Linked DNA regions of Homo sapiens: region 2 is linked to region 1. A link is a contact called in ENCODE Hi-C or POLR2A ChIA-PET data. All regions are on one chromosome and are shown on one strand. The core of a region is the stretch at or near the end of the contact, and the rest is flanking DNA. Distances in the headings are between cores, read along the strand shown. Region 1 holds the start of TOMM6 (translocase of outer mitochondrial membrane 6). Region 2 overlaps TRERF1 (transcriptional regulating factor 1).

Evidence for each region. Hi-C counts contacts between places; a loop is a spot of excess contacts on that map. ChIA-PET counts read pairs that join two places held with the same protein, here RNA polymerase II (POLR2A). Pooled maps may share reads with other maps.
Region 2: a pooled map shows a loop between it and region 1 (3-fold over the local background). The contact joins the enhancer-like site here to the promoter of TOMM6 in region 1. A Hi-C loop is called at or near these places in 5 of 50 pooled maps. POLR2A ChIA-PET finds 5 or more read pairs at or near these places in 2 of 52 experiments (activated T-cell and activated naive CD4-positive, alpha-beta T cell).

The regions. Positions count from the first base shown.
Region 1 is chr6:41,785,696-41,790,762 of GRCh38, reverse strand. TOMM6 (translocase of outer mitochondrial membrane 6) reads right to left here and starts at 3,069. Exons shown (of 3, transcript NM_001382294.1): 1 at 2,938-3,069; 2 at 1,427-1,531; 3 at 868-1,195. The coding sequence starts at 3,065. The coding sequence ends at 1,435. PRICKLE4 (prickle planar cell polarity protein 4) reads right to left here. Exons shown (of 8, transcript NM_013397.6): 7 at 4,431-4,635; 8 at 3,311-4,001. The coding sequence ends at 3,634. USP49 (ubiquitin specific peptidase 49) reads left to right here. Exons shown (of 8, transcript NM_001286554.2): 8 at 1-867. RefSeq lists enhancers at 2,622-3,311, 2,382-3,381 and a silencer at 4,002-4,521.
Region 2 is chr6:42,387,923-42,392,989 of GRCh38, reverse strand. All of the region lies in intron 2 of TRERF1 (transcriptional regulating factor 1), which reads left to right. Among named protein-coding and RNA genes, the nearest start is that of TRERF1, 61 kb to the left of the region's middle. RefSeq lists an enhancer at 2,468-2,617. Within about 2 kb of position 2,494, at least 7 of the 41 ENCODE cell types and tissues checked have a DNase peak (open chromatin) inside an H3K27ac peak, as active enhancers do.

The sequences.
Region 1 (5,067 bases), core at 1,820-4,319:
CTGTTTTTATATACATACTAAAAAAATCTAATTCTCAAACAATTTTCTTAATATTTATGCCAGCAAGGTCAGGAAAGACTATTTTGTCCTGTTTAACTTTAGTAGTGAACAAACTGCTAGAGACATCTGTCATCCTTAACAGGCCACTGTGGTCCTTATATACTGACCCTCCTTTCCAATTAACGTCCTTTAATCCCATACTAGTTCCATAAGAGACTTGGCACATAAAAGCAGTATTTTTTTTAATGCCTAGTAAACTGGCCAGAAAAAAATATTGCCATGGTGGACCTGTTTCTATCCACCTCTTTCTATGGCTATATAAGTCTATACATGCCAGTTCCGTACATACTCCATTTCCAAAGAGCCCCCAAACCCTGGACAGTAGCACTACCATGAATTTTAGGGTCACAAAACATTTCCTTCTGAAGGAAGCAGCTGCCTCAGCAGTGTCACTTTAGTGACCACTGCCCAGGCTTACTTCACTTTGCCTCCCCCTACACATCACTGCCCTCTTTCTGCCACCAAACCTCACTATTCCAGCAATGATGCCTCCCTGGTGTCTGGAAAACCCATCTGGTGCACTAAAATGCTATGCAACACCAAATGGCTTCTTCCCCTAATATTGCTCAACAATGTAAATTCTTCAAGAATAAACTTCATGCTAGGTTAACATCAATGTATGGTTACAGCTTCCTTTTTTTTTTTTCCCTTTTAAAATGAAGCAAACCACCTCCATTAAAATCCATGTTTTGGGGCTTGTTTTTGTCTCTCAAGTGTGAAATATAAATCATGTTTTTATGATTTTTGTAAATCTTTTTACACCTTGTTTTTGTAAGCAAAAGTTTCTTATTAAAAGAATAAAATGACTGCCTTTGTGTGCGGTATTTATTTCAAATGTTTTTTAAAACAGCACTGTTATTTCTCAGGACAAGAGCAAAAATCACCCCCTGCAGAAGCTTGGGAACTATGTACAGAACTTTACAGAATAGAGGCAATACTTTAGCTTAAGCCTGTCTGCTGACCAGAGAATGGAATTCTGCGTGGACTCAAGGAACAAAAGGAAACTAGGCAGGGAAGGGGAAGAAAAGTGCCCATCTGAATCAAACTTCAGCTGCCATCAGGGCACATCTTGTGGTGGTCACAGATTGTAGGCTGTTTTTTGGAAGATTCGGGTTCAGCACAGGATTCCATTTGTCTGCAATCAGATGATAAGACGACAGGTGGCATTAGAACTGTAAAAGTATGGGAGGGAAACTGGTAAGAGATACTTAAATCCCTTTCAACATCTGAAAACACATTTAACTAGGAATAGTTAAGGGTTTTACATCACATTCTTTTGTACATTTCATGAATACTTGACAGAAAACATTGCTTCACCCAGTCTCTAGGTCTCCTAAGACACGCATGGGTGTAGTTCAGTGCTTACCTACTTGGCTACACCCCTGGCTGAGGTGCCATGAGGTCAATGTCACTCAAGTTCCTGGCCAGCCAAACTCCCGCAGCAAAGAGTCCCAAATTTAGTATCAAGTTCCTGGAAAAACAATGTGTTTTATTAACCCTGTGGTCACTGAGTCAGTTGTACAGTTAACGAAATGTACTGGGGGGAAAGGCTTCCATCACCACCTTCCCGAGGCGTTGATACGTGGTTGTGACGGCAGGTTGCTCAAGACCCACGTGGGAATTTGGAGTTCATTTTTGTGCCTAGTAAGTGTAAGGTCAGGCTGGGCGCGGTGGTTCACGCCTGTAATCCCAGCACTTTGGAAGGCCAAGGCAGGCGGATCACGAAGTCAGGAGCTCGAGACCAGCCTGGCCAACATGGTGAAACCCCGTCTCTACTAAAAATACAAAAATTAGCTGGGCGTGGTGGTGCGCGCCTGTAATCCCAGCTACTGGGGAGGCTGAGGCAGGAAAATCGCTTGAACCCGGGAGGCGGAGGCTGCAGTGAGCTGAGGTCCGCCACTACACTCCAGCCTGGGCGACAGAGCGAGGCTGTCTCAAAAAGAAATAAATGTGGCCGGGCGCGGTGGCTCACGCCTGTAATCCCAGCACTTTGGGAGGCAGAGTCGGGTGGATCGAGAAGTCAGGAGTTTGAGACCAGCCTGCCCAAGATGGTGAAACCCCGTCTCTACTAAAAATACAAAAATTAGCTGGGCGTGGTGGCGCGCGCTTGTAATCCCAGCTACTGGGGAGGCTGAGGCAGGAGAATCGCTTGAACCCGGGAGGCAGAAGGGGCAGTGAGCCGAGATTGCGCCTCTGCACTCCAGCCTGGGCGACAGAGTGAGACTCCGTCTCAAAAAAAAAAAAAAAAAAAAAAAAAAAGGCCGGGCGTGGTGGCTCACGCCTGTAATCCCAGCACTTTGGGAGGCCGAGGCGGGCGGATCACGAGGTCAGGAGATCGAGACCATCCTGGATAACACGGTGAAACCCCGTCTCTACTAAAAATACAAAAAATTAGCAGGGCGTGGTGGCGGGCGGCCGTAGTCCCAGCTACTCGGGAGGCTGAGGCAGGAGAATGGCGTGAACCCGGGAGGCGGAGCTTGCAGTGAGCCGAGATCGCGCCACTGCACTCCAGCCTGGGCAACAGAGTGAGACTCCGTCTCAAAAAAAAAAAAAAAACAAAAAAGAAATGTAAGATCAAACGCAAAGCCCAGCTAAAGCACTAGTCCAGGGCCGAAAAAGCCTGTTTACGTGCTAGCACTTCTTCCCTTGATCAGGGTGACATTACAGATACAGCCACATGACAGAAAGATCGCTTTTGCCACACGGGAACTCTCCTGGCCAGGGATCTCAGTGAGGCACAGCCAGAGCTACGAAGACGCCACAATGCTGGTAATGTTAAAAAACAAAAACAAAAAACCCTGAGGCGCCAGCCTCGCAAGAAAGGGGAAATACGGATTTAAGGGCCAGAAAAGGACCAAGTTCCTCGGGCTCGGTTACCTCCGGAAGTCATTCCTATCAGTGGCAAAGCGGTAGACGCCCCGAAGCCAATCTCCCACGTTGTCCGGTATTTCGGGAGTTTCATTAGCCGAGCCAGCAGCGCTCACCGGGACAGTGCTGGAAGCCATAGTGGAAAGCTTCGCATGGGCCTCGGTGGAGGAACCGTATCGGCGTCGCCGGTGAATGACGCACCTCCGGTCTGGCACTTCCGGCTGCTACCGGCCGGCAGTGGGGGCGCTGTTCGCTTAGTCCGACATCCGGAAGAGGGACGGCCCTCTGCTGCGCCTCCACGAACTCTAGGAGGGGAGGAGCGCGGCCCGGTTCTACGGTCCCCTGCTCCCGGTCCCACCTCCGGCTCTCCAGCCGGTAACTGTCACGCGTGCTGTGATCATTTAATTGGCTTGGGAGGAGGATGGTGGGGACGGGGCTGTCCCAGCCTGTGGAGGTGGGGGTAGGGGCTATCTCAGCAGGGGAAGCGTAGCTTTGGGGAATGGGTTTTGCCAAGAAAGTCTCCGCCAAAAGTCTTAGAACGCGCAGTACTGAAGGGGGCGCACTCCAAACTTGTCACCTCGCCGCCTCTTGCGGGCGTGCGCCTGACTGCGTCTCAGTCTAGGATTGTTAGGGGGAGGCTAGCCTTGTTCTCCCGCTTTACAGACCCCTTTCCTCCCACTCACATCCCCTCTCTGAGCTGCGCCACTAGCACATGGTGCAGTGCGTCTTAGAGGCGTTGCTGTCCTCTGCTTGGAGGCTTCCGGGGGTCTTCCAGGACTGGGGAAGGCGCTCGCCTAAGAAAAATCCTTCAGGTTCCGAGTCAGAGGAGGAGGAGCAGGTGGAGAAAGGGGTGTCCTTGGGATCACGAATAGTCTCCAGGCGGCATTGCTCCTGCCCTTTGGGTGCCTCCGCTTTGTCCCCAGGTCGGTTCTCCTGCTGGGGACTGGATCCAGGCAGCCCCCTCTGAGTTTGCAGGCTGGAACCGCCGGCAGCAGCGAGGAGTGTTCGGGAGAGGGTTGCAGAGTTCACCGAGGTTTGGTCCCTTCCTTCAGTTCGGTCGAGTCCAGTCTCCCCTGTTCCGGGCCGGGTCGGAAACGCTGGTCTCAGAGCCGCGGAGCTGGACCTACACCGCAGCTAGTGGGGGTGAGGCCCAGCCTCCCGCCCCGCCCAGCCCCTGGGCCGTGCGCGCCGCCGCCGCCGCCGAGAGTCCTCGCCAGGGTCCCCCGCCTCCACCAGAGGGCGTCCGCCTCCCGCGCCTGGGAGGGAGTCTGGCGCCGCAACCCCGACCGCGGCGCGGGGTGGGTTCGGGCGGCCCTTGGAACGCTCCGGCCAGGGATGCGCGGTGAGAGCTGCGGGCCCCGAGGCTTGGGTCTGGGGGGTGCGGTGGGGGCGCTCCTGGAGGGACGGGACGGCGTGGGACCGGGGCGAGGGTCCCAGCCCGGGAGAACCCCCACAGCCCAGCCCAAGCTCCCTCCCGCTTTGCTCTGCATCCTCTCCCTTACCAAGGAATGCCTGCCCTTCCAGTGCCCCGGCCCAGCTCGAGCCTGCATCCGAGTAGCGGTTCTCGAAGCAGCTGGGGCAGCAGGGGCTTCCCCCAGGCAGGGCATAACGTCCCCCGCCCAGAGGCCCGGCGCAGTCCTGGCAACAGAAGTGGTTCTCATGCCAGCGCTGTCCCTCCGCCTCGGTGCAGCGCCAGGAGAAGATCAGCTGGGAGAGGGAGAGGGAGAGGGGAACGTTTCATTCATTCATTCCCTCATTCATTCATCCAGTAACCACGCCTTTTACCCAGTTAACGCTAAAGCACGTCTGCACACATTCCCATTTAATTCACTCAGCCACTTTTGGACGCAGGGAGGACTGATTGGCTTAGCCAGGATCCCAGCTAGCAAGTGGGACAATCCCCAGTGCGACCTGGGGGTCTGGACTCCCAACCCAGGGCTCCAGGCTTCCTTTTATGCTGACATCAAGGGAATTTCTAGCATGATGAGGCACAGCACTGGGCACTCGGCATCTACTGAGATGAGCATGTGTCCAAGACTCCCTGCTCTAGAGAAATTCGATGAGTCCAGGAACATTTGAGGGACTCTGCAGTGGGGGAGGCCAGAGAGAAGGGCACTGGGTCCTACATGCCCAGAGCTC
Region 2 (5,067 bases), core at 1,245-3,744, 600 kb before region 1:
GAGTATTTATACCATGGAAATTGACAACTGCTGTGTGTGTGTGTGTGTGTGTGTGTGTATGTGTGTGTATGTGTGTGTGTGCTGCTTGTTAAACATTCGCCTTACCAGCGTTTCTCAGGACTTCATCTCCAGTGTACTCATTTGACATTTGACATATGTTGTCTTGAGTTTGAATTTATAGGTCACCTTTCATATGTTAATGTCTCATTTCCCCCAGCTGGACTGTAAGCTCTTGAGGGCAGGAATTAGGTATTTGAAGACTTTAATTGCTGGGATGATGGCTATCAGAGACCCATAAAGCAACCTTTGTGCAAATGAGCTTATCACTTTCAGGGACATGAAAAGATTTTCTGCTAAGACTGATGCTCTGAGGGACCCATAGTATCTATGCAGGCCCATGGCTCAGGCCTCTCTTAATGATCCTTTCTGGATAGGTCTTACACACACAGAATTTCAGTTAGTTAGCCTAAAAACTGCCCAGGGTATAATAAAGAGGCTTTATTTCTCTCTGTTTCCATCAGTGACTATAATAATAATGGCTAACAAGTAATAGCTAACGTTTATCGTTGGTTTGCTGTGTCCCAGGTACGTCCTAAATGCTCTTATGATCATTTTCTTGTTTAATGATCACTCCAGTCACATAAAGAATACATGATTATTATCCTCATTTTATAAATAAGGAAACTTAAAGATGTTAAGTGACTTGGTCATGATTGAGGCACATCCAGGATCAACTGCTTATTCATTCACTCATTCATTTCTTCATTCATTTAGCAGGCATCACACCCCTGCCATGTGCCAGGTGCTGCCCTGGCTGCCAGGATAGACAAAGCCAGCCCCTGCCCTCATGGAGCATTCCTTCCAATGAGCAAGACAGATAATAAGTATACGTGTACACATCTACTACAATGTCAGGTGTCGATGAGGTCTGCGAAGAAAATCAGTCATGGGAAGGAGATAGAGGCTGATGGGGTGAAGCTGGGCTTCAGCTGTTTGGATTCCAACTCTGGATGTCTTTCTCCCAGTTCCTGAGACACAGCCCAGCCTGACCCTGGCCAAGCACCTGGCACATACAGGCCTTCATCACATTTTAAGTTTTATTTTATTTTGGGAGCAAAGCTTTACTCTGTGGGGAGGATTCCAGAAGACACATCGAGAGCTCATGGTAAACTCAAATTAGGTAGAAATGTACATAGAACCCTCCAGCCCACTGCTCCATGTTCTGAGGGCCCACAGATGTTCTAGGCAGGTAGAGTAGGCGGGAAGGCTGAGGGTGAAGGTGGGGGCAGAAGAATGAGCTCTGTGGTGGCCAGCAGATGGGAGAGTATAGGCTCTTAGGATCCGAGGCCCACAGGACCAGCAGCTTCTTAGAGATCGTGTTCAAAGGGTACACGTGGATGCAGGAAGGCATGGGGGTGGTGGGTGTGGGCAGGAGGACTCCCTGAGGCCATCTGCTGAGACTGTTCACCAGAGGCTGGAGCCCAGCTTTTCATTCCCTGCCCTGTGACTTGTGCAATATCACCCTGTCTCCCAGAATTGTTCCCCCCGGCTGGGAAATAATGGCAGATGGGTGCAACAGTCTAGCTTAGGGACCTGTTGAAGGGCAGTCCTTAACCCTAGGCATTTAAGAGCCAGAGTAGATTATGAGGACAGGCTACTCTAACCCCCAAAACATCTTCTGGAAGATGGGACCTCCTGGTATCAGACAAAAAGTATTTTAGGGTTGCACTCTCCACCCACCATGCATTGCAGTCCAGTGTAGCTGAGCCAACATTTATTGAGCACCTGCTCCATGTTCGTTTGAGAAGATCTCGAAAAGCCCTGTTCTGGGAGATGGGAGAACTGGGATCCAATACCTGGTCTCCTGTGAGTAAATTAGCTTTGTGATAACAGCTCTTGGTCCTGGTGTCCTCTGTAACAGGAAGGGTCTGGCCAAATGGTGTCCATGTCCCCCTTTTGTTCTGACCTCTGTTCTAAGCTGGAGATAAGACAGGGTCCCACTCACAAAGCATTTCAGTCTTTCAGTTCCTTTTCCCAGTGGTGATCCCTCCCTGGAGTGCAGGGCTTGGGCAGGTGTTTGGAGAGGCCCTAGTAACCTGCAGAGCCGGCTCGTGTATTTCTTGGTCTGTGGGTGTCAAGTGTTTTTTCCCCTTGCCCCCAGCTGTAAGCCACTTGGTACTAACTAATGGTTAAGTGACCATTGCCCACACAGTGTGCTCCCCACAAAGTAAAGCTCGCCCACAACTGTTTTCCTAGCACCCCCACTGTTGACGGGAGCGGTGAAATTTTGGCTGTACTTTCCTGAGGGCCGGGCGGTTGTGATTTCTGTCTTTCGTACGGTCCTGTCTGTCTCAGAACAGTACAGAGCCTCCTCATCCTGGTCTCTCCGACGGCCTCCCACTGAAACCTTACAGTGATACCAGTGCGAACGCATAGGCTTCAAAAATAAAAAGTTACGAGGTGAGGAAGCAACAGGAAGTGGGGAAGCGAGTAGAACAAAGCTTGCGATATGTACTCAGAACGCTGTTGACCTTTTTTTTTCTTTTTAAAATCACATAGCTCTCTCAAATGGTTGGGTTAGAAGCTCTTGTTTGTTTTAAATGGTTGTGCCTCTTATGAGGCCTGTGGAGAGAATGAGTAGTGAGTGTGAAACAAGTTTGGGGAAGATGTGACTCCCCCTCCACACACACAGAACTTGGCAAAAGGTATGCAAATTCATGTCAGAGGCTGTTGATCCTTTCACTCTACTTTGCTTAATTAAAGGCTGGGAAAGTTATTTAAATTGTGCCTCTTGTATATCTTCGTTTGTAGGACTAGATTAGCTCTTGTACTCGAAGACGTGGGGAAAGTAGAATTCTCCCCCGACACTTTTTCTTTCTCTGCTTCTACCTCCGTTTTTCATTTCCACCTGATGACTTGAAGAAGGAGAGAGGCGATTCAATAATTAGTTTCCAGGATTGTAAAGGGCCCACGTATATTAACTTTAACAAAACCCCGTCAAGCTTAAAATGCCTCCTGTTGGGGAAGGCACATTTCACACATACAAGGGACAAGTCACTGGCTGGCCAGATGGAGAGAGAGATTGTTCCTTTAGACAACTAGCTTCTCATTTGAAGAGCAAACGTGGTCCTGAGAAATGAAGCTTCTGATAGGCACTCCCTCTTGGGATATTTTAGCTCACTTAACTCAGGTTGAGTTAGTTCTGTAGGGGCTTTGAGTGGGTTTGAGCTCACAATAATAGCTGTGCTAATGATAAGAGCTATGTGTTTGTGTGGGCTTCACCTGAATTGCCTCACTTTACCTTCCTATCAAGTGTTTGAAGTTGGGAGGGAAGGCATTATAGGTGCTTAATCAATGACGGCTGGATAATATTAATAATAAAAGAATGAAAACAGGAATGGTGAGCCCATGCTTACTGGGCACATTCTTTGGGGTTCAGAGGCTCCGTGCTGGGTCACTGGTCCAGTCTTATTTAACACTAAGGGATGCCAATGGAGAGATGGACAATGGGGACCTCCAGCAGTGACCCAAAGTGATGGAGCAGTGTCCTGCCTCTTAGTTCACTCTTGTCACAGCCTGCGTCTCTCACGTTGCCTTCACTGGCATCAGTTTCTGAGAGAGCTGGGCTTGGAGTGTGGTCTGTAGCCTGGCAATAGAATGTCTCTCTAGGGCCAGCTTTCCCTTGTCCAGGGCACATCCTGACCCGGAATCCTCCAGCTTTGCTGATAGATAGGCAGACTGGCCACTGACACACAGAGGTACCTCGCTTCTTGCCTGTGCCACAGCCTTACAGATTTCAGTGTCAACTGTATTCTACTGGAAGTGCACCAGGGAGTGGGCTATTTTAAAGAAAAGCTAATGGTTGTCTTGATTTTTTCTTTTTAAGTACCCCCTCTCTCCAATTCTATCTTATGTCCATGGTATTTTGTCTTTGTCATTCTCAGATTGTGTTTAAGGCCTGCTCTGAGTGTCTAGGTTCCAGTCTTGGTGGAAGGATTCAGTAACAGAGGCTGTTTTCACCTGCAAGACCCTGTAGGCACACAGTGCATCCAAACTGATCCACACTGGGGCCCATGACTTGGATACCTGCCTGCCTTCCTGTGGTTTCATTTCTGTTTTGTTTTGTTTTGTTTTTTTCTCTAATCTTGTTTGGTGGAGGCATGGAAGCCATAAGCTGGACTGTCTGCTAATTCAGTGAAGTTGTACACAATGAATGGAACACATAGAGCATGAGACTGAAACCATTTTTAAAAACCAAGCCGATTGCCTCTCATGGCTGTTTGACACTGCTGGGCTAATTCTGGGAGTTCTAATCAACTTACTAACGGAATCCTCACCTTCTGAAAAACCCAAGCCTTAGGTGTCTCTTACTCTGGCAGTGCCACCAAGCTGTTTAAAGGTGTTCTAGGTGGTGGTAACTGGCATTTTTCAGGTGGATGAAACTTGGGGGAATGTACAGAGAACTTTCAGGCAGATCTCGTGGCAGTCTGATTTTCAGCTTTCTATGGCAGCTGTACCAACTTGACTGTGGTTGGCGGCAACTGTGCGGACTTGATGCCAGGCCAGCCAGCACTGAGTTGAGACTGTGTAAGTGTGCTGAGCTCGTATTTTTCCTAGTCTTCTGGTTTTGAAGGTTGGGCACCATCTACCTGTGTAATAGATGATTAAAAACAGGTGAAAAATAATTCGAACCCAACTTCATGTTAGTATTTCCCATCCTGTTCCAGTACTGCCTGAATAAAGTTGCCTAAAAAAAAAAAAAAAAGAAAGAAATCAAAACTGCATCTTTTAACAACATTTATTTGAGTTCAGCCCAGGTTCTCTTATCTCCCAATTGGTTTTGATACCCTGATAGCCAGGCAGCTCGCTGGCTAGAATCTTTCATGTTAAATGCAGTGTCTTGGGCTGGGTGCAGTGGCTTATGCCTGTAATCCCAGCACTTTGGGAGGTGGAGGCGGGAAGATCGCCAGCCTGGGCAACAAAGTGAGACCCTGTCTTTACTAAAAATGTAAAAATTAGCCAAGCGTGGTGGCATGTACCTGTGATTCCAGCTACTCGGGAGGCTGA